Regions from separate parts of the Mus musculus genome. Here regions 1, 2 and 4 are each linked to region 3. Evidence: chromatin loops called from intact Hi-C (ENCODE). Cell type or tissue: left cerebral cortex. All regions are shown on one strand. Links, peaks and the distances in the headings refer to the core of each region. The heading gives the core; the rest is flanking DNA. Region 1 overlaps Plppr1 (phospholipid phosphatase related 1). Region 2 overlaps Plppr1 (phospholipid phosphatase related 1). Region 3 holds the start of Plppr1 (phospholipid phosphatase related 1). Region 4 holds the start of Gm52718 (a long non-coding RNA gene).

Region 1 (8,005 bases), core at 1,608-6,607, 96 kb after region 3:
TGCTAGACTCTGTACATTCTGCCCAATTGGCAATGCAGGAAAGACTTTCATTTCCACCATTTCCACAGCAAAGCCTCATACAACCAAGAGGCCTGCTCACTCCTGGGGGATAATGTATGGGAGAGAACAGCCTTACATTTACATCTATCTGTGTTCACACATAGCTTCATCAACTTGCATAAATTTAGCCTAAGAGGGCAGCTGTGATCATTGTGGAAATGGAACCTGATTTAAATTACACAATTATTTATTGAGTTCCTACCAGGGGCCAAACACTGGGGTTATGGTGATGAATGCAACAGATGTGGGCACATAAATGCTTTTGAAAATTTTACATTCGGAAGTGCAAATTGCCAGTTGAGATGAAAAGATATGTGTTTTCCCCTATTGGGGAATATGAAAGGACAAGGAATTGAGAGTAAAAAAAAAATCCATAGATGTGAGAGACACAAAAAAACCATATTGTATAATAGCCCCTTTTAGCAACCGTTGCTTACAACCTGCTGGTGAAATGTGTGCATAGACCATATGGCTTATGTGTGTCATGCTTCTTGCCGTATAGCTTGAATATACACTTAGCAATATCCTGTCTTAATGAGAAGATCTCTTGCTTTTTTCTACTCATAGAACTTTTTTACGTTCAGCCAGGAGTGACAATAATAACAACAAGAATAGTGAGTCACTCTATGAGGGTAATCACTTAATGCTGAGTTCTAAATAATCCTCGCTATTTCACTGTGGCTCTTAGATGCCTTTCAAGCCCCTCAAACATTTCCAAAGAATATAAAAGGAGATCCTATAGAATCACGAGCCTTTGAATATTCCTTTGAAGTCATTAAAAACCCAAATGTGGCCCTGTGGCCAGAAGTTAGTATCATCTAGAATCCAAATTCAGATAGGATGATACACAGTCATACCAAAGAGGAGTGGGGGTGGGTGGTGCAGGCTAGTTTTTCTGTCAACCTGACACAAACTGGTCATCAGAGAAAAGGAAACCTCAGTTGAGGAAAAACCTCAGGCTGCAGAGCATTTCTGAATCAGTAATTGATGTGGGAGGACCCAGTTGCTTACGGGTGGCACCGCCCTGAACAGGTGGTCCTGGGTTCTATAAGAAAACAGGCTGAGCAAGCCAGGAGGAGCAGGCCTGGAGTACCACTCCTCCATGATCTCTGCACCAGTTCCTGCCTTTAGGATCCTGCTCCCTTTCAGTTCTTGCTCTGACTGCTTCTACTAATGAACTGTGATACAGAAATACAAGCTAAATAACACACACACACACACACACACACACACACACACACACACAATGCTTTCGGTCATGATGTTTCATCCCAATAATTGGAACTCTAAAACAATGGGCAACAAATACATATTTCCAAGGCCAGGCTCTGACATGGGGTGAGTGAAAAACCTCAAGGAAATCCCTTAATCTCCCTTAAATTGAACTTTAAGTTAAACTGTCAGAAGGGAGTTGGAAGCGTGCAGTGACATGAAGAACCTGGCACATTGTGGGCATTAATCTACCAGTATTCTCATAACCACTGCAGTGTAATCGACTTCTTCTCAAATTGAGTGGGGCTCCCTGATTCCGAGGCTAACTCTTGTTAAGAGCTACTTTACTAGGACTGTCAATGGAGATAAAATGTTCACGTCCAGCAATGATTATTATGGACACATAGGGGAACAATCCATCTGGTGGCCCGTGAGTGAAAGAAAATAAAAGCAACTGCTCAAAGAGGGCTCCGAGTAGACCAGGGAAGCTTCTTAAGATATGATATAGCTGTGACAGCTTTGATTGCTTACTACTGTCTTAGGATACAGGCAGGCAGGGAGGTGTTGAAGGCAAACAGTGACTGCCATGGGCCATGACCCCCAGGGATCTTAGGTAAAACCTCGTAGACAGGACATGGGTGTTAGCTGGTCAGGTTCTAAACTTCAAGGTTTAGAGAAGCTGAGCTGGGGATGAGCAGAATAAAAACAACTGCCCATGGGCGAATGAACTTAGAGGGACACAGCAGGAACCAGGTTTGCCATTCTAGAAAAAGTGGCTGAGACAAAATTGAATAAATACAACAAGAGAGGGAGAGAAATTAAGGAGAAAGTGAAGCACAGTGTGTCTGAATGGGGGAGTAAATGCCTGGAACATTTTTGGGGGTTCTGGGTACCTACTATTTGAGATAAAGCTGCATTTCAGAGATAAAGTTGCATTTCAGTGGCACTAGTCGACATTAGAGAGCAATATAAAAACTGCTACTGATGCTACAGGGAGGGTGTGAAGCCAAGGCCTCAGGAGTTGGCCCAGTTGGTAAAGTGCTTCCCTAGCAAGCATCCACATAAAGATCTGAGTGTGGTGGTCTGTATGTATAATCCAAATGAGATCGACACAGAAGATATTTGGGGGGCTCATTGGTCAGCTAATCTAGCCAAATCTGTGAGTTTTAGATTCAGGGAGAGGTCTTGCCTCAGATATTAAGGTAGAGTGTGATCAAGGAGGAGACCTGACATTGACACTCTATTTTGCAAGCTCATGCGTGCACTTGTGGACACATATATGCATATACTATATACACACAAAGTCATGGATCAAGCTATAGTTTCTGCTAAAGGAGTTCTATTTGAACTCCTATAGAAGTTGGGAACCCATTAAATTCTTGCCTGCCTGCCTGCCTGCCTGCCTGCCTGTCTTCTTCCTGCCTTCCTGCCTTCCTGCCTTCTTCCTGCCTTCTTCCTGCCTTCCTGCCTTCCTGCCTTCTTCCTGCCTTCTTCCTGCCTTCCTGCCTTCCTGCCTTCTTCCTGCCTTCCTGCCTTCCTGCCTTCCTGCCTTCCTGCCTGCCTGCCTGCCTTTTTAAACATACAAGTGGCATGTCAGATAAATGGTTCTTCCTTCTTCTCCTTAGCCCCAGAGACATAAACAACTGTCTTTTGCTCTTATGTCCTCACAGCTTGGCTCCTAACTAATTTCCTTCAAGAGCTCTTTCCTTGTCTGCCTATGAAAGACATTGATAGCAAGTCTTATGTTTTAAACTTTTATGCCTCCAAAACAAGGGTAGCACACATGAAGTGTACATTTGCATGAGATGTTTATTTCTGGAATAAACATCCATGTTGCGTTTGGACTCAGAGAATAAGTTATTTTTCTTCTGGACTAGAGTTGGGTGCCTGGGCATGGGTCAGACAGAGTGGGGCATGGAACACTGGGGAGTTTTCTTTGAAATAATTTTTAATTAAAACATCATTAATTAAACAGCATTGTTTTACCTCTTCCAAGTTTCTCCTTCCAACTCTTCCTTTTTATTCCCTTTTGTGTTCCCTCCCTCCATGCTTCCCTCCCTCCCTCTCTCCCTTTCCCTCTCTCTTTCTCTCCCTCTGGTCTCCCCCCTCTGTCTCTCTCTTTCTCTCCTGTGTATGTGTGTGTGTTTTCCTAAAAGCATTACAACCTGTCTCATCCCTATAATGGTACTTGTATGTATATGATTTCAGGGCTGACCACTGCAGTTTTTTTTTTTTTTGTTTTTGTTTTTGTTTTTGTTTTTTTTTTTTTTTTTTTGAGAGCTCCTGTTCTTTTTCATACCTCTACAATCATGCCATGTCTGGAACCATAGCAAACCCTTCTGTGCAGGATGATTTTGAGTAGAGTTTTCCGAGTGGAACTTTACCTATGTTATCATGTCCTCATGTTCCAGTAGAGTAAGCTTCTGTTTGGGGCAGAGTGGAAGTTCACCTAGCCTTCTGAGAGATGACTGGAGTAATCTACTTTATACCGCACTGGCCCAGAGCTGACTAGCAAACTTTGCCCATCGTGTGTGGCCTGTGGAGGGCAGCAGAGGGCTTCAGAGTGTTCCAGCTTTCCCCCTGGAGGCCATTAACTGCCTGGAGATATCTGTCTCTTTCTATGAGTGTGCTGTGCTACAGAATAGAGAGATGCCCGTGGGCCAGTAACCCCTATGGAGAGAGGTTAGGCTGTGGAGAGACTGAGGAGCTCTCACCCTGAAGATCCCAAAGTGGGTTAGCAAACGCCATTGGGAAACTAGATACCGACTGAGCTTGGTCTTGGACAGGAAGGGCCACCTAGCTCGTTACAACCATTTTGCCTTCTGCAGACCACTGGAGGCCTTCATGAGCTGGATCAAATGCCTTGAACAGGAACTAGAGAATGTCCGTTAGTCCCTAGGATCTTTCTCTTGTTTAAAGAACTCAGTTGCACTGGGCTTCATAATAATACCCTGTCATCAACTCCCTTCCGCCATCCAAATCACCCATTCCCATCCTATATCTGTTCAGTAGCATTGAAGGCTGGTCCTGCGTTTAGGAGAGCATTTGTGCTGCCATCAGCTACTCGGGCAGATTCTCTGGAGGGCTTGTGACCTCTGTTCACCAATATGGCTTGCCCACATGAAGTGGTTTTTTTTTTCCTCCCGTTTAGCACATTTAGCCTGTGCCTTACTGAATTTTTCATTTATTGGCTAAGAAAAAAAAACTCTGAGTTTTTTCCAGTAGCTGAGACTCACATCTTCACACCTAAGGTGATTTTTCCAGCCACTTCTTACTATGTCTTCCCAAGAGAAAAATATCTATACATATACAGTAGTAAAACTCAGCATCTGTCGAGTGAGAAGAATGCACAACCTCTCATAGTTTCCCTTTCATTTCTTCACCTCTCTTGATACTTTCACTTACGCTGTGACCATTGAGAGACCCAATTAGTGAGTGGCTGTGTTGATCTTGCTGATGAAAATTGCTCATATTAGGGTTTATAACTTTTAAAAGCAGAAATAGCATTCAAAGGCTCATATTTGTTGTTTCTTGTTTTCAAGGTCATTCACCAATGATACCAATGGCATTATGTCTTATTGTCTATATTTTATTATTTCTCAAGGAACTATCATAAATATTATTATTATCAGCCAAGCACTCTAACACTGAGCCACATCACTAAACTTAGACATATCTTTTTTTGTGTAGAGTCTCATTGATGGGCATGGAATCTTTCTAAATGGCGTCCTCACCCTTCATCCTGTAGTCACTTAGCAACAGACCTTGATGAATGAATGGAAGGACAAGTGCCTGTTATGTAATATAAGTGCTATGTCCCATTTAACTCAACACCTTTCCATTTAGTTACCTGGATGAACAATATTGTAGCATATTCTTTCCTCCATCCAAAGATGGAAGTATGGTTTACCCTCGGCATTTATAGTCAGTTCAGACTCTTCCCTCTTGCCTTTAGAATCTCTTTACCCTAGAGAAGAGATATCTGGCATTTTTGTTTGTCAACATGACACAGGCTAGATTCACTGAGGAGAGGGAACATCAATTGGGAAAATGCCTTCAGAAGATTAGCCTGTAGACAAGCCTGTGATGTATGTTGTTAATTAGCAGGTGATATATAAGGGTCCAGCCCATTGTAGGCGGGTCCACCTCTGGACAATCCATCCTGGGTGTTATAAGAGAGCAGGCTGAGACAACCATGAAGCACAAGCCAGAAAACAGCCTTTCTCCGTGGCCTCCACTTCAGTTCTTGCTGTTGTGTTCTTGCACAAATTGTATCCTCAGTTCTCTCAGCGATGAAATACGACCAGAGAACTTTAAGTTAAAATAAACCCTTTCATCAGCAAGTTGCTTTTGGCCACAGTGTTTTATCATAGCAATAGAAACCCCAACTAAGTAAGGCAAGTTATATGGCCAATCCTGTGAGGCTCTGCCTACTGTAACATAGTTCAGGTAAATGACTCTTTCATCCTGCACCTTCTGTTATCAAGTATATTGGTATTTTTGGCGACTTAGTAGACTAAGTTATAACTCATCAGTGGGTCTAGCTGGCACAGAGAGGCCAATTTCAAGCCCAATTTAGAGAAGCACTTTCTAGAAGTTAAACCTTCCCAATGGTAAATGGGGCTGGATATAAAAGGGTGTGACCAGTCACAGAGGATCAGGTAGAGACAAAGGCTAGCTCTCCTTAGAAAGGGCTCCCCTGAGAGACTCTGCCAGAGCCAGACCAATACAGATATGGATGTACATAGCCAAGCATTGGACCGAGGGCAGGGACCCCAATGAAAAAGCTAGGGCAAGGACTGTAGGAGCTGAAGGGGTTTGCAACCCCATAGGAAGAACAACAATATCAGTCAAACAGACCCCCAGAGCTCCCAAGGACTAAACCACCAAACAAAGAGTACACATGAAGAGACCCCATGGTTCCAGCCTCATATGTAGCAAAGAATCGCCTTATCTGGCATCATTGGGAAGGGAGACCCCTGGTCCTATGGAGGCTCAATGATCCAGGATAGGGAAATGCTAGAGTGCTGAGGCAGGAGAGGGTGGGCAGTTGGGAGAGCACCTCATAGAGGCAGAGGGAGGGAGAAGGGGATAGGAGTTAGTGGAGGGGAAACTGGGAAGAGGGGTAACATTTGAAATATAAATAAATAAAATAACCAATAAAAATGAAAAAAGAAACATAAATTCAATAATTAAAATAACCCAGTAATTCATTATTTGTGGAGATGTAATTAAAGAAGCCAAAATTCTAACAATTGGAAAGAAAAATAAAGAATAAGGTATATTAAGAGAAAGGGCTCTTTTCTGAAGGTCACAGCCTTTGCATCCAGAGGCTCCTTAGCCATCCAGGACACATAATGATTATGGGCTTCTAGAATAGGTTTCTAACAAATTCCTGTTGGTCTGTGGGACGTCAGCCAGCATAATATTGCAATACCTTTGAAATGTGGTACCTAACACAAGACAAAGAACAGGTTAGCATTTATTGATCTGTGTATCAGGTACTCTGCCAAGTCCTTAATTCCATTAATGCTCAACAGAACTTTGCTAAAAGTCTATTCTGCACATGGAAAAACTGAGAGTCACTCATCCCAAAGGCAAATTACAGCAGAGCCCAAGCCCCTGGCCAGATCTTGGTGGAGATCTATGTCTTTAGCACACCAGGGCAACACTCTCTAAGATAAAGAGGCTCTGCGTACGGGGATCTACCCATCTACCAAGGGTGGCCATACATTTTAGTCCCAGGAAGCAACATTTTCAATAGTAATGCATCATTCAGAAGCAGTTCGTAATTTTTCACCCATGGCTGCAGGGTAAACCTCACTCAGCTGCATTTTACATTCACTGTGGAGCATGTGTTGCCAGTTCATTCTCACAGTAGGTGTCAGCAAACCGGGAATCTGTGCTCCTCAGAGAAGGTGAAATGTAATTGGCCCTGATAGGTTTATATACTCACTATTTCATAGTGGGCTCTACTCTGCAACTCATGTGCAAATAGGAACAAGGAGTTCTCCAGAAAGGAAGCAACTTACCCCTGAGTTGCTTCTGTGACTCTCTCCTCTTCTTTAGACATGGGCTAGGCAAAGACATCTGAGGTTTGGTTAAAATACAGCCTTGACAATGTGGTTATCTGATCCTGTCAATTTGTGGTAGGAAAGACTAAGGGGTCAGAGTCACCTGGAGGAGTAGGAAAGTAGCATTTCCCACTGCTGTCAGGGAACCTGGACCAGGAGGCTTCCAGGCATCTGTTTTCTCCCTATGAAAATAGACACTGAAGCTTGCTTTGTATTCAGTTGTTTTTCCGGTTAGTCCTTGCAATTTTCTCTGAATGTGCAGAGAAGGATGGTGTTGGAGTATGTCTGAGCCATAACAAGGAAGCAAGCCTGGCACTATTTCCTGGGCTGCCGCTGTAGGCTAATCTCACCCAAGAATACTGCCATACATTGTAAAGATATATACCTTTTCCAGGCATTTAAAAAACCCGTTTGTCTTTCCTTTGTTTTTTCAGAACCTGGCACTGTCTACAAATATTGGCTTTAATAATATCTCAAGCAAACTATTAATTGCATTATTATGTGCTTGGATTTTTATCTCACAGAATCTCTGTGGTGATTCTCATTTTCTGAAGATGGAATTTAGCTCAGGTTTATTTTTTTTTCTTAAAAAAATGAAGAAATGTAAGTTAAATTTTAAAAATTCCTTACAAGCATCAAAGTAGATATTTAATTTTTAA
Region 2 (5,000 bases), core at 1-5,000, 180 kb after region 3:
CCATATCAACAAAGAAAGGCTCTACAATTCCACTTAAAGCATCTAAGGTGGATCAGTGAAGACCGTAATTAAAATCTTCCATTTTGGTGACTTTTGAGATCATTTTCCTTCTCAATGAATCCAGAGTTGCTGTCGCTCAGGCTTCTTCCAGCCTTTGATGGAATGTATTATTTCTTCCCTAGGAAAGTACACTGTGGGCACTCCTCCCCCGCCCCCACCTTGAGACCACGCACTCCCCCGCCCCCACCTTGAGACCACGCAGAGGATAGACTTGGGGTTTAGTGACAGCGTTGAGAAGAATGCCAGGGGTGGGAAGCCAGAGTTAACTTGTCTGGCCTGAGCATGTGCCAGGATTCTGCCATTTGGAGTCATTTGAAGGAATGAATTCTATGCCATTCCTAAGTGAAAGAAAAAAAAAATATTAAGTCAATTCTTTTAGAGCACATGATATTTTTTATGTTTCTTATGGGCCATTTGTAGACTGAAATATTCTCACTGGTCATACCAAATCATCACTTAAATAGAAGGCCCAGAAGTCAGGGTTAATGAAGGAGAGACCTCACCTCGCTGACCAGGGCCGTGCTCTCAATCTGATCCCAGACAGCTAACTTAAACATTTTCTAGGCCGCTATTATACAAGGATTTATCTATAAACTTCTGATTCCCATAACTTCCCATCCCAATGACTGAAATTACCTGTGCAGCTAAATGCAGTGTGGAAACATACAGAGAAGACCGAAACAGGATCCACGGCCGCCTGTAGGAGTCTCGTGTTCTGGACACAGCCTGTCTGTCACTCCTAGCTTACACACAGCATTCACTCTTGATGTTTCTACTTCTCTATGCTCCATATGTGCCTGTCTAGTCAAGCAATGAAGCATCACTATGCCAATGGTTTGGTAATTATTGAGGTGCCCGGTAAACACATAGACTCTTTTGTGTTACAGTAAACCTGTTACCAGTCCTTGGGCTGAGGGACTTTTAGGATCAACCCATTACTTTGACTTGTCTCACATCTCTGGAAACTGAGGTTAGATGAGATTAAACCACCCTATCCCTCTATGGTAGTCTAGGACCTCTTGCAGTGACACCACTCATGGTTGCTCGCATCTCATAACCTGCTTGCCTCTCAGAGAGGTTGGACGCTAGGATCTCAAGTTATGGAGAGAGGGAGACCCAAGCATTCACACATGGTACTTAGTTTTTGAGAGCTTGTACTCCTTAAAACAGTGGTTCTCAATTTATGGTTGAATGAGCCCTTCACGGGGGGTCCCAAATCAGATATCCTGCATATCAGATATTTACATTATGATTCATAACAGTAGTGAAATTACAGCTATGAAGTAGCAATGAAAAGGAAGGTTGAAAACCACTGCCTTAAAAGTGTTTCTACCAGGAGGCCTGGGGAGCACAGAGAGAAGGAGAGCACCTTTGAGGGAGGACCAGGAGGATGAGGAACATACTCCCGCTGCGCTGAAAGAAGAGAAGCAGACTGAGTGAGATTTTAGCCTATTGGGGAAAGGCAGTGCTGATCTATGAAAAGGCAAGAACAGAAAGATGGTAACCCATGGGCCTCAAAGGAGACAGGACCATGCCCCGGGGCTCTGGGCTTTCGTAGATGTCTGTGCCCCTACCCTAGCATAGAAACATCACAGCCTTTGAACTGAGGGAAACTTGTAAGTTCCACAACAGGTGCTGCAGTGCTATCTAGCACCCTGAAGGCATCTGTGATGAGGGAGTCCCAAGAATTCCTGTTGTGAACGATTTCTTGTGGCCAAGTGTGATTCTGGTGCAACCATAGAGATAAGTGGACTTAAATATAAAGAAATCAGACTTTTCTAAAATACTGCTTTGTAGTCAAGTTTTATACCTGTGCTATTTGTATTTTTAAATGACAAGTGTGGAGATCACATTTGCTTCAGTAAGTGAAAACAAGACCGTTTTCTAAGTGTAGAAAGACTCAGCTTCAAAATTAATCCTTTGCTGGTGATGGGGTCAGGTTTGTGATGAGATGGAGTTCTGTTTGTCCTCTGATGCCTTTCCTGACCAGACATGCCTCTGGACTACTCTGTCTCTTGTAAACACATGTCAAACTGCACTGGACTCTCTGCTGTGATACAATTGCCATTCGTACTAGACTTAGATAGATCATTAAGAATGGAGCCTGTGCCTTATTCTCAGTGAATCCCAGGAACCAGCCCAGGTGCAGACACAGAAGACATCAGTAAACACACAAACTCACTCCATCGTCTGAGCCAAGGCTTTTCTTGCAAGGTTATTTCTTAGAAGAGTCTCGGTGCTATTTGGAGGTCAGTAGCTCCACACCTTCTCATGTGGAGGTTTAATCAGCTGTCTTCTACAAACCTCTTCACTCTTCCTTTGCCCTGATGAAAAGCACCAGCACAAAGTTAAAAGTTATTGACTATATTTTCCTTATTATTGCTATCTGCACTTTTAACTCACATCAATTTGACAAAGTCAAGGTGATCTTCTTGTATGGCTGAGGCACTTGGCTTTGTGTGGATACAGACACTCAACACATGCACACACATGAATACTCACTCACAAACATTCACACAAATGCATCAAGGAATGCCTCACTATTCTAAGACAAAACCAATCAAAATAAGAGAAAAATTACTCTGCAAATGTCTTAGTGCAGATGTCCCATTTCAGACCTAACATAAGCCAACCTGGCTATAACTATTCTATAAATAACTGACCGTGACACACACACACACACACACACACACACACACAGAGAGAGAGAGAGAGAGAGAGAGAGAGAGAGAGAGAGAGAGAGTACAGAGACACAAGATTGAATTTTGAAATGAAGGCAATAGGTTCAATTCCTCTGTCTGAATTTAGTATTGCTCATATGTATACGTGTTTCAGGCTAACCACTTAATATTGGATAACCTATTGGGGAAATCATTTTGAGAGAAGACTTATTCTCTCCCTTTGAGAGTAGCTGTTGATTGCCCTGTGGCTCATCATCTCAGGGTGAGGCCTTCTGAGATTTTCTTCATTCATGTTGGCATGTCAGCTAGTGTCATTATGCAAGTCTTGTGTAGGAAACCATATTGTTCAATTCCATTAGCATAACTTCCCTGTCATGTCTATATGACACTGTATATCTACCAATCCCCTGGGTCTTCTGGCTCTTAAAACTGTTCTGTCTCCTCTTCTGAGATGTCCCCTGAGCTTTAGGTATAGGAGTTGTGTTATAGATGCTGTGGTTAGCATCTTTAAAATGTGTGTTTTAAATTATGGAAAAAAACCCTTCAGTACCAATTATATGAAATAACTAATGTGGAGTTAAACACAGAGGAGAGAAAGCTAAGTAGGAAAGATAACATGTAATTACTAAATGTAAACACAAAAAATAGTTGGACAGAGGTTGAAATTACCAGTGAATTCCAGCGGGTTCTTGGTGATAGGATAAACTGAAGAGATGGGATTTAAGAGTGAGACAAACTGAGCTCATCATAAGTTCTGGGCAGAAAGGGGGCTGACATGTTCTAAAAGAATAAAATGGTGAATCGGTATGAAAGTGGAAAGTCACTGGGCAGGTGGCAGCTACATTTTATGGATGGTGAGTGGGCTGAGGCGGATCGATAGGAAGGGGATGCAAACTGGAAAGGGCGATGTCAAAATAAATGAGCCAAAGCAAACAGGTGACATGACCATCCCACATCACTACATCATAGACAAAATAAACACGTGACATGACTGCCCTATGTCATAGGCAAAATAAAGCAAACATGTGACGTGACCACCCTACATCATAGACAAAACAAAGTAAAACAAAACAAACAGACAAAACACACATCCTAGCTCACTCTCTTGTCTACTTTGGAACATATAGCGTTTCAGGATAGCACTATAGCAGGAGGTCAGCCTGGGTTACATAACAAACTGTCCCTGGATATTCTGTAAGATTTCTATGGGAGGTGTGCTTGTTTATTTCCCTTTCATCACATTTTCCAAACTCTAGGGTCAACAGCAGAATCAAAATGTCACCACCCTAAGTAGGGACAACTTTATGATACTGATCGTTTCTTCCATGAGAATAAAGAACATTTTGGATGTTGAAACTTACTTTATTTTTTTTTTCCTGTTTATGAACTGAAGATACATAAGATGCAGGAGAGTCATCCAATACTCAATTCTTTTTTAAAAATCTGTTCCTAATAACCTGATGCATTTCTTCTGGCATCATCCCTGCACGTTTTTCTTCATAATATGGATCATGCTATATTTCATATAAGATTCCCTTTACTGACCTGTCACCAAAAAAAAAAAAAAAGATTATTTAAATAAGATACCACATTCTAAAATGCTTTGCATTTAAAAGCCTTCAGCTCTGGATTTCTGCAGTATGATCTTATCAAGGTCTTTAGCAGGAAGTAAAATTAGACATGGAAACTGCTTGTAAATTTAGAGAACCCATTTGGAGGGTCACAGTCAGCAACGTCAGCAGATTCTACAGACTCCAATTTCTGTGCCTTGCCAAATGACTGAAGACCAAAGACAATTTGACTAGTGCCTTCTGACTTTAATTAATGTTTAATCGTCAATGGCAAAAATGTTCTTCCCCTCGTAACTTCTCATTAAGTCCCTTTTGAATCAGTTAACGCTGTTTAGAAAGATGTGGATATTTTCCCTAATTATGGTAATTTTGGCTACTGTCATAAAAAAAAAAAAACAACTATTGCTCCACATCACACTGTCAGAGATCATTACAGATGCGTACACACTTCTCCCCTCCCCCTCCTGGAACCAATCCAATCACGTCTGCAAATTAAATTTACTGAAAGATTTAAGAAAGAGAAGGGAAAGCCAAATATATCATCATATCTCATTCAGTCAATTCTAGAATAAAAGCAGAAGGGCATTCATCAAGATCCAGTGTTTAAACATTAAGGACTATTGATATAGAGTTGTTTCTTTTAGTAAATTTCATTATTATAAAATCCCATTCATTCTGCAAAGCAAGA
Region 3 (8,005 bases), core at 1,629-6,628:
ACATTGCTGATGATAAATGTGGAGGTTATAAAGGAAAAGGTTGAACTCAGAGTTGGCAAACTATACCTTGAGGGACAAATCCATCTCACCACCTGCTTTTATTAAAGAAAAATATTCTGGAGTATAGACATCCCCATTCTTTCATACATTGTCAGTGGCTAAAGAGTTAAGTACTTCTGACAGACACCATATGGCCTACAAGGCATAAAGTGTGTACTTACTGGTCGGTTAATCTCTGGACTAGACTACTATGAAGTGATGATTGAGCAATTTATTTCAGCAGTCTAAATTTAAACATTAAAAATGATGGTTTAAACAAACAAACAAACAAACCAAAAAACCAAAGCCACCAAGACCATTGAGAATAAACCAGTCCAGGCTGGCAGCAGGGGCCAGAATGAAAAAGAATAGGTGGATTTTCTATCTGCCCATTCTGACGCAGTAAGGAAATGCTAACAGTGGGCAGAGATGGAGACCTTGGAGGGCACTTTCGGTCTGGAAGTGTAGGACATATGAAGTACTGACCCAAAATACAAAGCACAGGAGATGGAGAAGCCCAGGTATTAGAGCACAAGTATGAAATATGTCTTAGTTTCTTTCTCACTGCTTTGATAAGACACCATGATCAAAGCAGCTCATAGAACAAAGAGTTTATTTGGGGCTTAGGGTTAGAATCAAAATCATCCTATCAGGCAGCATGGCAGTAGACAAATGAGCATGCCTCCAGAACAGTAGCAAAGAGAGCAGCAGGCGAGAGACATCTGGATCCACAATCAAGAAGAATCAGAGAGTGCACTGGGGATGGTAGGAGGCTTCAGGAGTCTTGAATGCTGCCCCTTGACACACCGTATCTAATGAGGTCACATCTCCATATTCTTCCCAAACAGTTCCACCAACTGGGACCACGTAAGTATTCAAACATACAAGCCTATGAGGATCATTCTCTTTCAAACACTGTAAGGGTGGTTGAGATCACTCAAGACAGGTGAGAAAAGTCTATGAATATGAGAAATGCACTGGAAATTTATGTCAATCAGTGTCTTCTTAAGAAACACAGTTATTCTAAGATTAAGACTAAATTAAGATAATCTGAGGAGTGACCATGCTTGTCCATGTGGTTAACAGAATGTGGCAGAATTCATGGTCTGTTCCTTCATCAAGTAGGATACAAAGAACCTAAGCTTCTCTCTTTATATCTTCTTCATTTTTCATATCAGCCTCAGAAAATTCTTGTTAGATATATGGCAGGGAAAAGATAAATATATCATCGCTCACCTGATCATCTCAGTCCTTTCCATGGCTTATATGGAAGTCATAGTTCCAATGCTCCCACAACACCCTAACTCTTATCCATAATAATAAAACCAATTTCATACTTTTATGAGTAATGATTTAGAAAGGCTAGAGTGAGATTCTGAGTATGGTCCTTCTCTGGTTATAATTACAATTTTGAAGAAGAAAAAACAACTAATGACAATTTTATTCTTTTGAGTGGAGGCACTAGAAAATAATTCTGGTGGGCTAGTTGTCTAGCATGATTCTGTCTCTCAAACTATCAGACATTTTGAGCCCAAACTTACTCTCTTTGTGAATTAGAAGAAAACCTTAGAATGGGCTTGATTTATCTGTTTCCAAAGAAATAGAAACTGTCTTCAGAAACCTGCTTTGCCTTTCTCATTTCAACTTCCATTTTTAGACAATTGCACAAAAGATTTTAAAAGCAGAACCTACCAACTTCACGATCTATAAAAGTACCAAGTATCAGTGTGTTCAGAAGTCTGTTTCAAAGAAAACATTTTATCAGCATATGTTAATTTGTGAGTTCGTATTTATCACTCACCCTTTAAACATTTACTGAATATATCCCACTTGCAGCAGAAGAACAAAAACTCTTTATTTGAGTGACTCATAACTGACCTGTCTGAAGGAAAGATAAACAAAAGCAGACATGCAGTGTTAAATTACTTATTATATACTCGAAGGATCATGGGGATAATTTTGCCATAGTTCTGTCAGCAAAAATCTTTATTACTACTATAGATCTTATACTCAGGAGTAAGACATCTGATAGGCAAACTTAGATGGGAAGAAAATATGTCGTCTAGTAGCAGGTGAGTGGGTAGTGAAAATATACACATGCACTGCGTGCTTTTATTCAACCGTAAAGGAAGAGGAATTCGTGAAGTTTGCAGAAAGATGGATGCAACTGGAAGCATTATTTGAGCTAACACGGGCTCAGAGAGACCAGTACCATATGTTCTCTCCCATGCGGATCCTTGCCGCTAGCTATTGAGTTTGTGTATCCAGAAGGGAGTAAATATAGGTAAAGGCAGGAAACTAGAAAGGGGCCCACGTGACTTCGAAGAAGGACACTTTAAAGGAGTTGGGGTGGGGCTAGTAACAGAGTAAGGTGGAGCAGGGAATGCGGGTGTGTGTGAGAAGATACAGTGGGGAAAGTGGGGGTAAGATGAAGGACGGGTATGTGTCTGGGAGTAATCATCCAAAATGAAATGTGCCTGGAAACCGCATATGAAACCCTACTTAGCTAAGCTAATGTCAAATGTAAAGATAAATATTTTTCAAAGTTGATTGCCAAGGAAAGTGCCAGTCGGGTGGGGGGGGTGGACCTCTATTCATACGATGAGAAATAAGGGGTGCACATGCTTGCTTGAAGACACGCCTGTCTCACCGTTATGTCCATACATGAGCAGAAAGGTGAGGCTAGAATTAGTTACTATTTGCAAGGCCACGTGTCTTCATAGTATTCTTTTTACTACATGGATTTAAATACATTAGGGTGATGCGTGCGTGGGTGATAGAAGAAGCCAGAAGGGAAAATTGGGAAGCTTTGGTTTTCAACTTTTTCACTTGCACTCTCTTAGAAAAGAAAATCTCAGCTTAAAACAAAATTCAGGGTAATGAAAACGTTAACCAAAACACTGAGAGCCGCAGTTTGCAGAGAGCCATGCAAGCTAGGAAGTGTTATATGCTTTGTGTACATCGTGTCCCCCCTGAATTTTCCCCACTCCCCACATAGGAAGGTTTTATTCTTGAACTGTCCATTCATAGTTCTATAGTAGATGCAGTATAGAGGGATTCCACTTGATTCGCAGTTCCACACATGAAAGGTTCTCTTCACCTTTGACCTTGAAGCTACTTGACACTTTCAGATGGTGAAGTGGGGCCCGGGGAGATGGCTCAGCAGGTTATGGTGTCCACAATTAAACACCACAAACTTAGTTTGATTCTCAGGATCCATATATTGTGGAGGGTAAGGATTGGCTTTTGCAAGTTGTTCTCTGACCCTGCTAATATGAGAACCTTGAAATTCCTGTAAACATTGTTGATTGTTCTAAAGGGAATGTGTGTGTGTGCGCGCGCGTGCAGATCTCTCTTAGATATTTCTAAATACTGTAATAGCAAAACATTAAAAAAATAAAAACAGTCATGGTTAGGAGCCCCAAATATATGTCAGAGGTTTCATTGGAGACCCTGATCTTCCTCCTGGGTGGATGGAAATCCAACGTTACTGTTCTTTAAGCAAAGGACTCAGCTTTATTCTCAATGAGGGGGAAGGTATTGCCACCTGCCACACTTCCTGGGCAGCACTCTTTCTAAGAACCTCCTATCCTGGTGTTCTTAGTTCCCCCCCCCCGCCCCTTCCTGAACTTTGCTTTTGTTTGTGGTATTTAGACATGCTGTTTTCTCTCCTCTGTGTGTGTCCTAGGATTTGATCTAATTGTCTGCTGTTCAAGTGTCACTCAGCATTATTATTGAGAAGACAAATGGGACACAGGTCAGAGTTCATCAAGAAGGCATCTGCTTGCTAGAAGTGCACAGTGGAAGCCCTCCGAAGTGATCTTTAAGGAAAGCTTGGAAAACATTTGCCAGAGAGGGCCATCTTCTGTGCTTCTTCCTTGGAGGGATAAAAAAAAAAAACAAGTGAGTGCAAGGGAGTTCCAGAAAGTCCCCTGTTTGGGATGTCTTTTTCTAAAGTAGGGAAGCAAATGGGGTTATGTGTGCTGCTGCTGTTTGATTAAACTGTGAGAAGAAAATGGACGCTTGTTGGTGCACAAACATCGCTGAGAAAGTTTCCACTCCACTTGCTGAGTCTCTCACCTGCCAATGTCCAGTGGCTTCAGGTTACTGTGCCTTTACAGGCTCAAGTTCTCTTACTGGACTTTCTTAAGCTAACAGTTGTTCTTCCACTTAGCAGAGGGGCCAGAAGCCTCAACCTATGAGAGCCCACAATTGCTTTGGCACTGGAGACAAGCGGGGCAATGGCTGCATTGTTCTTTTTGCCCTCTTGAGTAGGCAACTGTCTTCTCCATCGGATCTTGACACGGAACAAGGCTGAATCCAGGGTCCTTGGAGAGTCACCTTCCTTCCGCTACCCTTTATGTGCCTTTCTGCCCTGAAGCCGTTAAAGCTGTTTGGACTGGACGACTCTGGACTGCCTGCCCTTACTCCTTGCTAAACACAGACTGGAAGTTGGGGGAAGAAGGAAACCCAAGTCAGAAAGCTCATTTTAGTCCAGGTGCCACCTGCAGCCCGGGTTTCCTTGTGGACTTCTCTGCATATATCATGCTTTGGCCTCAGAGATTGCTTGAGAAAGCACTAAAAATATCCAAGGCAAGAAAAACGCAGCGCTACCAAAGACTGGCAAGCAGAAGCGGCTCCTAGGTGGGTGGGGATCCTGCCACTGGCTTCCAGAGCGCGGGAGCCCTGGCGTCTCTGCTCAGGGAGCACCTAGGTAGCGGGATTCCCGGGCTGCCTTCCAGGAACCCCGCAGAGTCTCCGGTACTCCCTGGGGCACAACCCTGCAAGCTTCATGCTTCAGCTCTTGAGAGAGAGCAAGCTCGGTGCCCCTCTCTGAGCATGCGCGGTCCTCTCCCCGCCTCTACGCCCCCCCACGCCCCCTCCCCGCCGGCCTTTTGCTCCTTCCCTTTCATTAAACAAACGGGAGGTCCCAAAACCTGGACCCAACGACAAGAGGAGGCAGCAGAGGAGGCTTAGCAAGGGATGGTCGCCGAGGGGAATCTGTGATCCCGCGCACTCCCGCCCCCACCCCGCCCACGAGCGCACACACACACACACACCGCACAAACACACACACTCGCATACGCCCGTGCCGCGCGCTCGCCCGCTCGCTCTCCCACGCAAGCGGAATGCAGCAGCGCCTGAGGAGCTCGTCTGCAGCCGCTGCCTGAATGCACCTCGCCGCCTGCAGTCCGTCCGCCCAATAGGGCGCAAGGAAGGAAGCTTGGCCGCCAAAGGTGAGTGTGGTGCCCGGGGCACAGCTGAGGCTGGACATACTGGGGCGAAGGGGGCAGGTTTCCGACTGGACGAAGCGACTCAGGTGGCCCACGCCTGGCTTGCCGGTTGCAAGGTGCAGATGAAGGTAATGCCCTGGTTGTTCCGAGGAGGAGAGCGCGATCCCATCCCAGCGAGGATCTCGGCTCCTGCGAGGTGCCAGATGGACCCAGAAGAAAGCTACCCCGTCCAGGCTCGTAAACTTTCCTCTCCTGTCATTTGGAAAACGTGGAGACAAAGGGGGCGTGGAGGCGCTCTCTCGGTCCGGTTCCGCCCTTCAGACTGCATTGGGTCGAGATACCCAGCAGGGTTGCAGGGGTGGGCGTGGGGATCCGGAGACCTTTCCAGTAGCTGTTGTCAAACCCACCGCCCCAGCAGGGGTTGAGATTTCTCAGCCCCTAGCTGTAAGCGTTGCCATTGATTTTGCCTCAGGCGTGGGCACCTGCCAGAGATTCTCTTTCCTGAGCTCCAGGCGCATAGTAACAGTGTCACCTGGAGAATTAGGATGGCCAAGGGCTTTCTTGTCGACTTCGACGGTGACCGAGTTTCTAGGGTGAGGCTCGGGTCAGTGCAGGATGAGTGATGAGTTATTGAAAGGCTTGGAGTAATCACCTCCTAGAAACGCCGGGCCCCAGGGTCTCTGCTCCCGGGAGAAGGCGCTGTCTTCACAAACACCACTGCAGCAGATCTGGGAGCTGGGCTGAGACAGCTGTGTGGCAGCGGTGTCAAGCGAATCTGGGAATTTATTTTTGCCCTGGATTTTGTGGCACACACGTGTGGACTACGTGTAGGATTCTGGGCTGTTATTTGTCTTTGTGGGGATACAGGTTTTTTTTTTTGCTTTCAACCTATTCTGTGGAGATTCTTTGCCACCTGCCACCTAGTTATCTAGTTATTTCCCTACCTATTTCTCTTCTGCACCAGGGAAAAGGTCCTGAGAACAGAATTTCCATTTGAAAAGCCAGTCCCCGCTGAGATGAACTCTGAGCAAGGGTCTCTTGCGACTGGGGGAAGCCTGGAATCTAAGGGCCCTTTGAGGTAGCCAACACTGGGTCAGCAGGTGAGGCCAGACAAAGAGGAATAGAAGAGGGGCAAACGAGAGGCATTTAAAGAGGTGTGAACAGACAGCCAATTAAGGCAGGATGAGGGCCAGTGGCAGGCACTGTAAGGCGTTCACTGATTCCATTCTCCTTTCTGGGGCTGTGGTTGGCAGTCCCTGTTCATGGAGTGGGATCTACTTTGGAGGTGCCCAGGTTGTTGCATCTGGACCACAAAAGACTTGGTCTTCCCAAACTTGCCTTTACTATACAAACAAGTTTGGGTTTTTAGGTATAGAAAGTAAATGTGTTCACGTTTCTCCATCCTGCCGTGTTTGTGACTGGAAGGTTGGGTGGATGCACGTGGGTACAGTTTTTGTCTCTTCTATAAGCTAGAGTCTGGTGTTGAAGCGAAGCTGGTGCTGGCAGAAGAAATGCTGGAGGCCGGGATCCAGTATTAGTGACTGGACCATATAGCCATGGGGCCTTCTCTCAGACCTTCAGGTGGCAATGATTTTGCTTTGATAACTTTAGGACTGAAATGTGAGACACTGTGACATATATGAGCTTCACTAACAAAGTTCACATGAGAGACCTTGTTTTGCCGGGTGAGGCTTGGAAGAGGAAAGGAAAAATATAGAGGGGCAGGGGTGGGTTGATCAAGGGAAACAGAGGACTGAAAAAGCCTAGCTTTAGGACTCCATTGAAGTGTACAGCGAGAAAGAAATCCAAAAGTGTTTTTGCTTGTTCTTTTTCAAATAACTAGGGAAGAAAAGACCTTCCCAGAAGCTAGTTATTCTTACCTCAGGGTGACAGTCTCAGCCTGATTCTCGAAACTCTCGGCAGGAAAAGATGGAGGGTTTTGGCTTTTTTTTTCTCCCCTTACCTAGAGTTCTTTATCTGCTACAATATATTTTCTTTCTTCCTTTGCAAGACGCAGTTATTTTGAACACGCAGATTCTGTTGACAGGTGCCTATTGACCATGTGTCCTGCACTCAGTACCAGAAGCCACTCAAAATCTAGAACCCAGTTCTGGCCCTCAGAGTGTTTTCAGCCAGTGGGTAAATCTGGGCTTGGCACACACAGAGCAGTCAGCTTGCACTGTCTCTGCCCTGTACTGAGCTCCGGACGTATGACCTGTGTAGTCCTCACCCTTCCTCTGGATTGTCTCAGCGTTTAGAGAACAGGCACCAGGACTTGTTGCTGAAGGAAAAAATAAAAACAAAACAAAACCCAGGAGAGTAAAAGCTGGTTCAAACCTTCAAGAAAGAGCAAACCACCCCTGGTGTATAACCAACTCACTTAATGACCGCAGTATAAGCAGAGTGCCAACAGCACATGCAAGCCAATGATTTCCTTTTCTTCCCCTGGAGAATGTAAGTGATTCTTGGGATACTTTCGAAAAATTGAATAGTCTTTGCAAGGAGGGAAGGATTGAAAGGTAATTCTAGGCAGAGGAAATGTGTGACTGCTTGATACACATTGGGTAACTGTAAGTCGTCCCGTGTGACTGTAGTCATATAGGAAAGAATGGCACCTGGGTGACTCTAATTAACAGCTAATGCTGTGGAGTGAGTGTTTGTACAGAGATATGGCCAGGATGCTATGAAAGCACACAAAGGGAGAGCTTCCAGGGAAAGACAGGTTGGGGGGG
Region 4 (8,005 bases), core at 1,399-6,398, 290 kb before region 3:
TCCCAGAACTGGAAACGTCCAAAACCAAGTAAATTCCAGGAAAAAAAACATCCCTCATAGGCAGCCAATCAGAATGCTGCCCCACCACGTGACCTGAGCTAATCTCACAGGCACCCAATCAGGAGCTGTAAAAGCTGCCCCACCATCTAGATCAAGCCAAGTGTAGCTAATCAGCAAAAGTCCCCCAAACCCCCCAGAGCCGTAACCAATCACAAAGGCACCATAGCCCTGGAGATAGAGCCAGCCAATCAAAGGGAAGAAAGGTAAAAGCTATCCACTCCCACCCTAACAGGCTTTAAACTGACCCTGCAAAGTCCACACCCCTCTCTTCCATCCTGATGTATGCATGCAGGTTCTCTGCAGAATAAACGCTCTTTGCTTTTGCATACTATTTGAGTCCGGGGTATCATTCCTAGCAAATCATGGAACCTTACAGTTGCACATATAGACAAGCAGGCAAATATTCACATACATAAACACAACAACACAAAACACCTCCCTAATAGCGCTCCAAGCCTTGATTTGGTAATACTTATTTCTGTGCTGCCCACTTCTCGCCAGTAGGATGGTATGTGGGCAGAGACGTAGAGTAACCTTCCACTAGACGGTATTCACACCCTCGAACCACAATAGAGGTCAGTAACGTCACAGTAACTCCTAAAGTAATACGAAAGAGATGCCTTACAAATTTTAAAGTTGTATTGAGTTATGATTTGTTATAATTTTTTCTCTTCATACATTCTCACTGAATAGTTAGTGGATCTTGCATATTTACAAATAGCTGTAATCATCACTGATATCTAATTTTTGCCTCTGTCTTTAACAAAATTTATGTATTCTGTTTATGTATTATTTTATGCATGTAAAATACATGAAGCATGTAAGTTATGCTCTTTAACAGAACTTACACAATCCAAGCTTTACCAACAGCTGTATCTAACATCCACGCACAACATTCCTGAAGAGTTTAACATCTGGCTTTTTCAGCACATCCCTGATTTGATATGAAATCTAATTCAACATGTTAGATTGACGTTAAAAAGAAAAGAAAAGAAAAAAAACAATACTCCCCTAATGTGATGGGCCTAAGGAATACCTATAACTTGTGTTTGGCTGATTGGCTGTCATTTTGTGGTATTCCAAATAGGGACAATAAGAAATGAGAAGTTTTGCAAGAAAGGCCTCTTGGAACTGTTTGGCTCTGCTTCTGAGACTCCTGCCTGTGTGAGGCACAAGGAGGTATGTGGGACTGTCCCCTTCTATATGCAGAGTCTGGAGCAGTGCAGATGCTCCTGTGTGTTGGGCCTCACCCACCGGTGGTGTCCTCGGAGATGGAGGCGGCTTCCCATGAGAGAATCTGCTGCTAATATCAATCAGCAGATCAGCTTCCAATACTGGCTGCTGCTGCCTTGTGACATTCCAACCGGGAATCTCAAAATAGTTGAGGAGAATTGTTAGGAAGATTCTAGAAACTCTAAAGTGTAGCCTTCCCCAGCCTGAAGCGGGCTGGTACAGACCTTGTCGCCACTGAGGTGGGGCCACCTGCGGTGCAGCTTTCGGACTTGGCTGGCTTCTTTTGAAGTGACAACTGCCCTGAGATTCTGCTACCTGCCAAGGGGCTGAACCTGTCTTCCTGAGACATTGCTTTATAAGCAACAGCCTGGCAACCAAGTGCTGACGGCATGGCGACAAAGCACCAAGAATGGACTGGCGAGGGGTGGGGGGTGGGTGGGGGGAGGAGGATGAGCCTTCCCCCTTACAAGCACAGTCCCTTAGTAAACTCGAGGGCCTTGATCAGAGAAAAATTTGTCTTGGCCTCATCATTCTTTTTCTCGCCTTCTAGTTTCTCTTTCAGCCCCAGCCTGCCTTCCAGGAATACCTGGTTCATGTAGGCCGCGGGCCGGCCTCCTACTCCACTAAAGTCCTCTGTGAGGACGTTGTTGTCACCTTTGTGAGTGAGTGTTGAAGTCACAGTGACCCTGGAAGAGGTTGTGTATGAGGTGAACGTGTGATTTACACCCTACACTAGTGCACTTCTAAGAGAGAAAGGAGACTAATTAAGTAGCCGAGGTATTGGGTGTAAAGTGACTCTCCCAGATGAACCAGATGCGTACCCCTCTGTTTAACAAGCTCCTTAGGTGGTTATTCTCAAAGGGAATGGGCCACGTCCTGTGAGGGACTGTTTCAGAATAAGCATGTCCCTTCTAGGGTGGGCACTGAGAGTCATGTGGCCGGCAGCTGAGGAACTAGATTAGACAGGACTTTAGTGTCTGACTCTACTTATTGCCAAGTGACCACCTAGTCTCCCCCCATCCCCAGCCCATCTCATATAAAATCTCTGCTGCAGAACTAGTATTATCTTGTGGCAGAGGCCAGCCAGGACCTGACACAGAAGGTGATGGCTAGGCACTTTCTAAAGGACTGCCTGAAAAATCTTTCTATGACATTCTGTCAGTTTTGGGGACAAAGCAGTTGACACCTGAGTGTGTGTGTATTGCACATACATATCAATACACACATATACACACATAGAGTTTGAAATTAGTCTCCCACTCCCTTTGCTTAAATGTTGTTTCTGTGTTTACACTTGTGTATGCATACACTTACACACACACACACACACACACACACACACTCTAAGACAGACAGACACATACTCAAAGACAGACAGACAGACATGCAGACAGACATACACACACACACACACACACACACACACACACACACACACATACAGGGAGGGGGAACAGGGCACAGATGCAGTTAGGAATAGACAGGGAGCAGAAAGATTCACTCTTCTTACTGACAGAATCTAATCTTGAGATGAATTGGTCCCTCATAAGCCAACAGCTGGGTTTAACAGTCATAAAAAAAGTACTCCCGCTTCATAGATCAATCTGGAAAGGGCTTCATTCCAAAACAATCCAGAGACATCAATCGCAGTTTTCAGGATTGATTACATCCAATTCAAGCCACAGTGGCTCTGAAATTAGTCTCCACCCTCTCTGCTTAGGTATTACACTTCTGTGTTTCTGTGTGCACACACGAGGGGGAGAGGAGAGAGAGGGGGGGAGGGAGGAGAGAGAGGGAGAGAGAGGAGGGAGAGAGGGAGAAAGGGAGAGAGGGAGAGAGGGAGAGAGGGAGAGAGGGAGAGAGGGAGAGAGACAGTCCAAGGACCATAAACTAGTTCCTTCCAGTCACAGCACAGCCTAATGGTCCACGTGATGCAGGGCAGCCTGCAATTCAGGCACATATTTTCTGGGTCTACTCTGTCAGTAAATAATATGACACAGATGCTGCTGAATATTTTATGATGAGCTTGCCCCAGGAGTCCCTAAATGTTTTATGATTTCCGAGGAAAGCAAGCAAGCATTCAGAGCTGTTATGTTCAGCAGCAAGCTCAAAATCTTTATTATGTCTGAGGTAAGAGGACTTCCTTTCTCTCACTTTTGAAAGAAGACAAAGGCGAAAGCGTCAGATCACGTGACCAGAGTAAACAGGAGCGCATAACACCTAAGCGGAGGGGGTGGAGACTACTTTCAGGGCCACTGTAATGATCCTGTGGCTTCAATTGTACGTAATCATATCTCGGGATTGTTTTGGAATGAAGCCCATGGAGCAGGAGTACTTTTTTGTTTTGTTTTGTTCTATGACTGTTAGGCCCAGCTGTTGTTTTACGAGGGACCAATTCATCTCAAGATTAGATTTTTGTCACTGTTGGAAATGAGTCTTCAAGGCCTCCTCTTCACCGTGTCTATATTTTCTTAAACAGCAGAGGGCGCCCTACCGACAGCAAATTTAAGGCTTTCCCCACGAGGGTATTTATCTCCCTCTTTGCCCTTGTTACAGCATTTAGTGGGCTCAGTGAGTTGGTTTGGCTTATTGTACACCGGTTTCTCCTTTATTTTCAAGCTGTTAGGAAGTTTCTATATCTAGATGGTGTGAAACTCTAAATACTGGTCTGAAATAAGTCTGTGCTGTATGTGCTCAATAAAATCTAGTAAAGGAAAAAGAGCTACGGACAATTTGGGGGCAATTTTCCAACGTTGACTCAGATTTTAGTTTAAAAAAAAAACCAAACTAAGGAAGCAGTTGCCTGTGCTCTTCCTCACTTTCAATGCCGGGAGCCTCATTTCAGATGGAGAAGACTTAGCAGATATCCACACCTCTCCTTACCAATTAAGCAAAAGTCTCTTGCTGCAGGAAGGCTGTGTCGCCAGCTCTTTCCAGGCTTCTCTGGTGATTTGCATACGCAAACAGCATCCAGCCTTTGATCTGTTCCACTGGAAGAGGCAGGCAAGCATAGTTTTGGCTGATGCGGAAACTACTTGTGTAGCCTTTAGAATCGGTCTTAATTTAGAAATCTGACAGACTATAACCCTTTCTACAGCTCTTCATTCTGCGCCCATCTCCCTCCAGTTTTTTAGGCGAGAATCAGCACTGCAGCATGAGGTCTTTGGTAAAATCACAAATCCTTTCTCTAAGTGCCTTTGGCCATACATCTCACCGCTATTTTCCTTTCTCGGACCTCTAGTTGTAGCAATGGCTTGCCCTTCATAACTCCACACTGCTTCCCTCCTCCTTCTGGCTGGTTTTATGCCTTTCTTCATTTTCTAGATGCAGTGAAAGCTGAGACTTCCACACAGAGAGGGAAAGTGGTTACTTAAGATGTTGCCACCCTGCATCAGAATGTCTTACAATTTTCTGTTCTTGAAGACTAGGGAAGATCCTGGGAGATGCTGCAACTTCAAACGTAGATATCATCAGAGCTAGCTAAATGGGCGTTAGAAATGTGCAAAGGAGAATCAGGTATGAGTGATGATTCTGATCTCACAGAGAACATGTACCCCATATAAAAGTGATTAAAGTAAACTTTTTGAGCACTGAATGTCCAGCCATGGGCTCACCACACCACTCTTCTAGTTCGCCACCTGACCCTACCTGCCCTTGGGGCTTGGAGTTGAGGTGGTGCAGAATCAATGACATAGACTCTGGGAGCAAGGGAGAAGCAAGCTGCTCTGAATGCTGCTGCAGGCTCCTTTAATACGCTCCACCCCCATTGGTCCCAAGAAAGCATCTTTTCTAAACAGCAGTTTCTGATTGGCTGGCATTGTCTGTATCAGCAATCCTTGGTCTCTCAGGCAGCTAGTCCTCAACTAGGTCCTCCTGCTGGAGATGCCTTTGCGGCCCCTGGGTGTTTATACAGAGGCAGCTGCACCATTTCTCCTACAATAGTGTCTTAGTTTGGGTTTTACTGCCGTGAAGAGGTATCATAACCAAGGCAACTCCTATGAAGGCAAACATTTAATTGGGGCTGCCTTAGAGTTTCAGAGGTTCAGTCCATTATCATCATGGGGAGAGGCATGGCAGCATCCAGGCAGACATGGTGCTAGAGAAGGAGCTGAGAGTTCTACATCTTGATCCAAAGGCAGCAGAAGGGGATTGTCTTCCACAGGCAGACTGGAGGAGACTATCTTCCTCTCAAATCCAGGTCCCATCTTCACAGCCCACCGTGCAGTCTGGCTGGCTCATTGCTCCTTTAAGTCTTATTACATTCATTCCAGGTGATGATCAACATCTGTACAGTGTTATAACAGAGAACAAGGAGCATCAGGTCCCTTTGATAAGCAAGGACCGAAAAGGGGCTACAGGACTTCCTGTGTTAGACTTGCTGCCTTCAGAGGTTTGTCAAAACTGTTTCTGCCACAGTCTCCACTGAATGCAACTTCAGATCCAGGGCTGTTCTTGTCTAAGACCGGGAAGGGGCAACAGAATCCCTGATACACTTTCCTCTTGGCTCTCAGCCAGTTTGCAGTGACATCTCAGCTTTGTCATCTGATTTGTAGAATCCTCTCTGCTGCTGTGTTGATTTTACCCCTTAAGGATTTCCAAAATCATATCAACGCCCTTCTCTCTCTTTTCCAGAAGAAATACATTTGTTCACCTTGATCAAAAGATAGAGGGGGACATTTTCTCTGACCTGGTGGATAGTGGCTAGACTGTCTGGGTTCCCACCACATCCTTGTGATGTGCAAAAAGGCTTTTCTCTGCCATGTGGCCTCTCCGGAGACACTGGCCTTCTTTGGGAGTTGTGGTCCAACCTGAGGTGTGGAAGGGCACATGATCCTGCTTTGAGCTCCTCTGAAAAAGAGATGTTCCTGACTGACTCCTGCTTTCTCTATACCTCAAGCAAGGAGGAAAGCTAGCTCTATTGACTTCCTAATCAAGGCACCTGCTGTTGCAGATAAAAGGAAGAATCACACACAGCAGTAGAAGTAGGATAGACTGGTACAAAAGCGGAAGGGGAGGGCACATGGTGTGTGGAAAGGCATCACACACTGAGATTGATCAGAAGACAGCCCCAGCTCAGTGAGCAAAAGGTAGGGCTTAGAGGTGTCTGCTACTTGCTGAGATGGCTTCTTCCTTAAAAGCAGCTTACCCTGAATGGGAGATTCCCCACTTAGTCTGCATTCTCATCTTGTGGTCTTCTTGTAGCTACCCATGGGCTTTTTGAGATGCAGGCTGTGTTCCTGAACAGCATTCTTGAGTCTCCTTTTATGCTTTGGCCACAGACAAGGCAAATCAGTGTGAAGCAGGCAGGCTTCAGTTTAAGGCAAACTCTGTAATTGTCTTGTCTCATAGTAAGAGAGAAAATTGGAGAAACTGACAGTAAACTTTTTAACTTTACAAAGGGAAGGACAAATTTTATTTAATTTTTTCTTACAATTGCTCTCATGTGCATGCTTATAATTATGTGTGTGTGTGTGTGTGTGTGTGTGTGTGTGTAAATTCAGAGGACAATTTGAATTTCTCCTCTCACAGTGTAGGTTCTAGGATTGAGTTTATGTCCCTCAGTTCTGGCTGTAAGTGCCTTTTTCTGCTGAGCCATGACAGCTGTCTTATAGGTTTATTCTAAATAACAGCATCTTCAGTTATTTAATATGCAGCTTTAGAGACAGGATATTGTCCTCAGTGTCTATATTCTTTACTGTTCCTTCTGGATACAGAGCACATGGAGATAGATAGCAGCCTAAGCTCTTCTTAAGGATGAGAAAGTCCGTGTTTAGAGAGGCCTCTGTGTCAGCCTTTTCATTTCGATAAAACATCTGGCATGGCCTTCTTAAGAGAATAAGAGTTTACTTTTGCTCAGCTTTTTTTTTTTTTTTTTTTTTTTTTGGCCCCTGGTCAGCTGTCTCCATTGCTTCAGGACTGGGATGAGGAAGGACATCATGGCAGGTAGGGATGTGACAGAGCAGAGTGGCTCAGGGTGGCCAGGAAGCAGCAGAAGAGAAAGAGCTGGGACAAGAGATACTGTTGCAGGGTGTCTGCCCAGTGACCCACATCCTCCAAGCTGACTCCACCCTCTGAGGTTCTCCAGCTTCCCAGGATTCTGTCAGCGACTACTCCAGAGGTGAGATTAGAGTCTTCAGTTCTAATCAGCTGGTGACTGACCCTACAATGTATGATCCGTGGGGGACATTCCCAGTTTACACAGTCTCCACCTGGCTTTCGATTCCCATCTCATGGTTTTCACAATAACGCTAAGCTGTGGTTTGTTATTATGCGATGCTCACAAATTTGACTTGGATTTTCATCTCCTTAAACGAACATTGATTACGTTTATGTTGGGATATGTCCTTGCGTATTGGGCGCTGTGGCCCTGATCACTCTTGAGGGGTGCTGGAGATGCCTTCCCCCCAGGTCTGGGAAGATCTTTGCATTCAGGAGGGTTAAGGGACAGTAGTCATTGTGTTTCTTCTTTTAAAACATTTTACATATTAAGTGAGCTTATTGAACTTTCAGAAAGGAATACTATCTCTCTAGGGGATTTCTAGAGACTTGTAAAATTCTCTAAAATATGCAGTTTTTCTTTGGCAATGTAATTTTAGCTGTGAATGTCTACCTGATATATTTGTGATTTATCATAGATTTAAAAAAAATTTAATTTTATTTGTAATTCATTTTTTACACTTCATATTCCATTCCCGCCCCTCCCCACCCACCC

Evidence for each region. Peaks named below come from ENCODE experiments on the same cell type or tissue, not always from the same donor. Only the 100,000 strongest peaks of a DNase experiment are listed, where the experiment ranks them.
Region 1: it touches region 3 in a loop (2.7-fold over the local background); 2 of 42 quality-filtered maps call a loop at or near these places.
Region 2: it touches region 3 in a loop (3-fold over the local background); 2 of 42 quality-filtered maps call a loop at or near these places.
Region 4: a loop joins it to region 3, with 4 times the contacts of the local background. A loop is called at or near these places in 8 of 42 quality-filtered maps.

What each region holds. Positions count from the first base shown.
Region 1 is chr4:49,150,216-49,158,220 of GRCm38, forward strand. All of the region lies in intron 1 of Plppr1 (phospholipid phosphatase related 1), which reads left to right. Among named protein-coding and RNA genes, the nearest start is that of Gm32657, 91 kb to the right of the region's middle. In left cerebral cortex, for the core only: a CTCF peak has its summit at 3,827 (motif pointing right); a DNase peak (open chromatin) is centred at 3,826.
Region 2 is chr4:49,240,218-49,245,217 of GRCm38, forward strand. The region is part of intron 2 of Plppr1 (phospholipid phosphatase related 1); the gene reads left to right. It overlaps Gm32657 (a long non-coding RNA gene), which reads right to left. Exons shown (of 3, transcript XR_390555.4): 1 at 2,243-5,000; 2 at 248-398. Among named protein-coding and RNA genes, the nearest start is that of Gm32657, 2.9 kb to the right of the region's middle. In left cerebral cortex, for the core only: no CTCF peak of the experiment used is centred there; no DNase peak of the experiment used is centred there.
Region 3 is chr4:49,054,342-49,062,346 of GRCm38, forward strand. Plppr1 (phospholipid phosphatase related 1) reads left to right here and starts at 5,121. Exons shown (of 8, transcript NM_178756.4): 1 at 5,121-5,276. In left cerebral cortex, for the core only: no CTCF peak of the experiment used is centred there; DNase peaks (open chromatin) are centred at 2,339, 2,821, 4,708, 5,346 and 1 more place; H3K4me3 peaks cover 2,178 bases; H3K27ac peaks cover 1,010 bases.
Region 4 is chr4:48,767,803-48,775,807 of GRCm38, forward strand. Gm52718 (a long non-coding RNA gene) reads left to right here and starts at 7,373. Exons shown (of 4, transcript XR_003955338.1): 1 at 7,373-7,411. In left cerebral cortex, for the core only: a CTCF peak has its summit at 3,785 (motif pointing right); DNase peaks (open chromatin) are centred at 3,774 and 4,269; H3K4me3 peaks cover 462 bases; H3K27ac peaks cover 325 bases.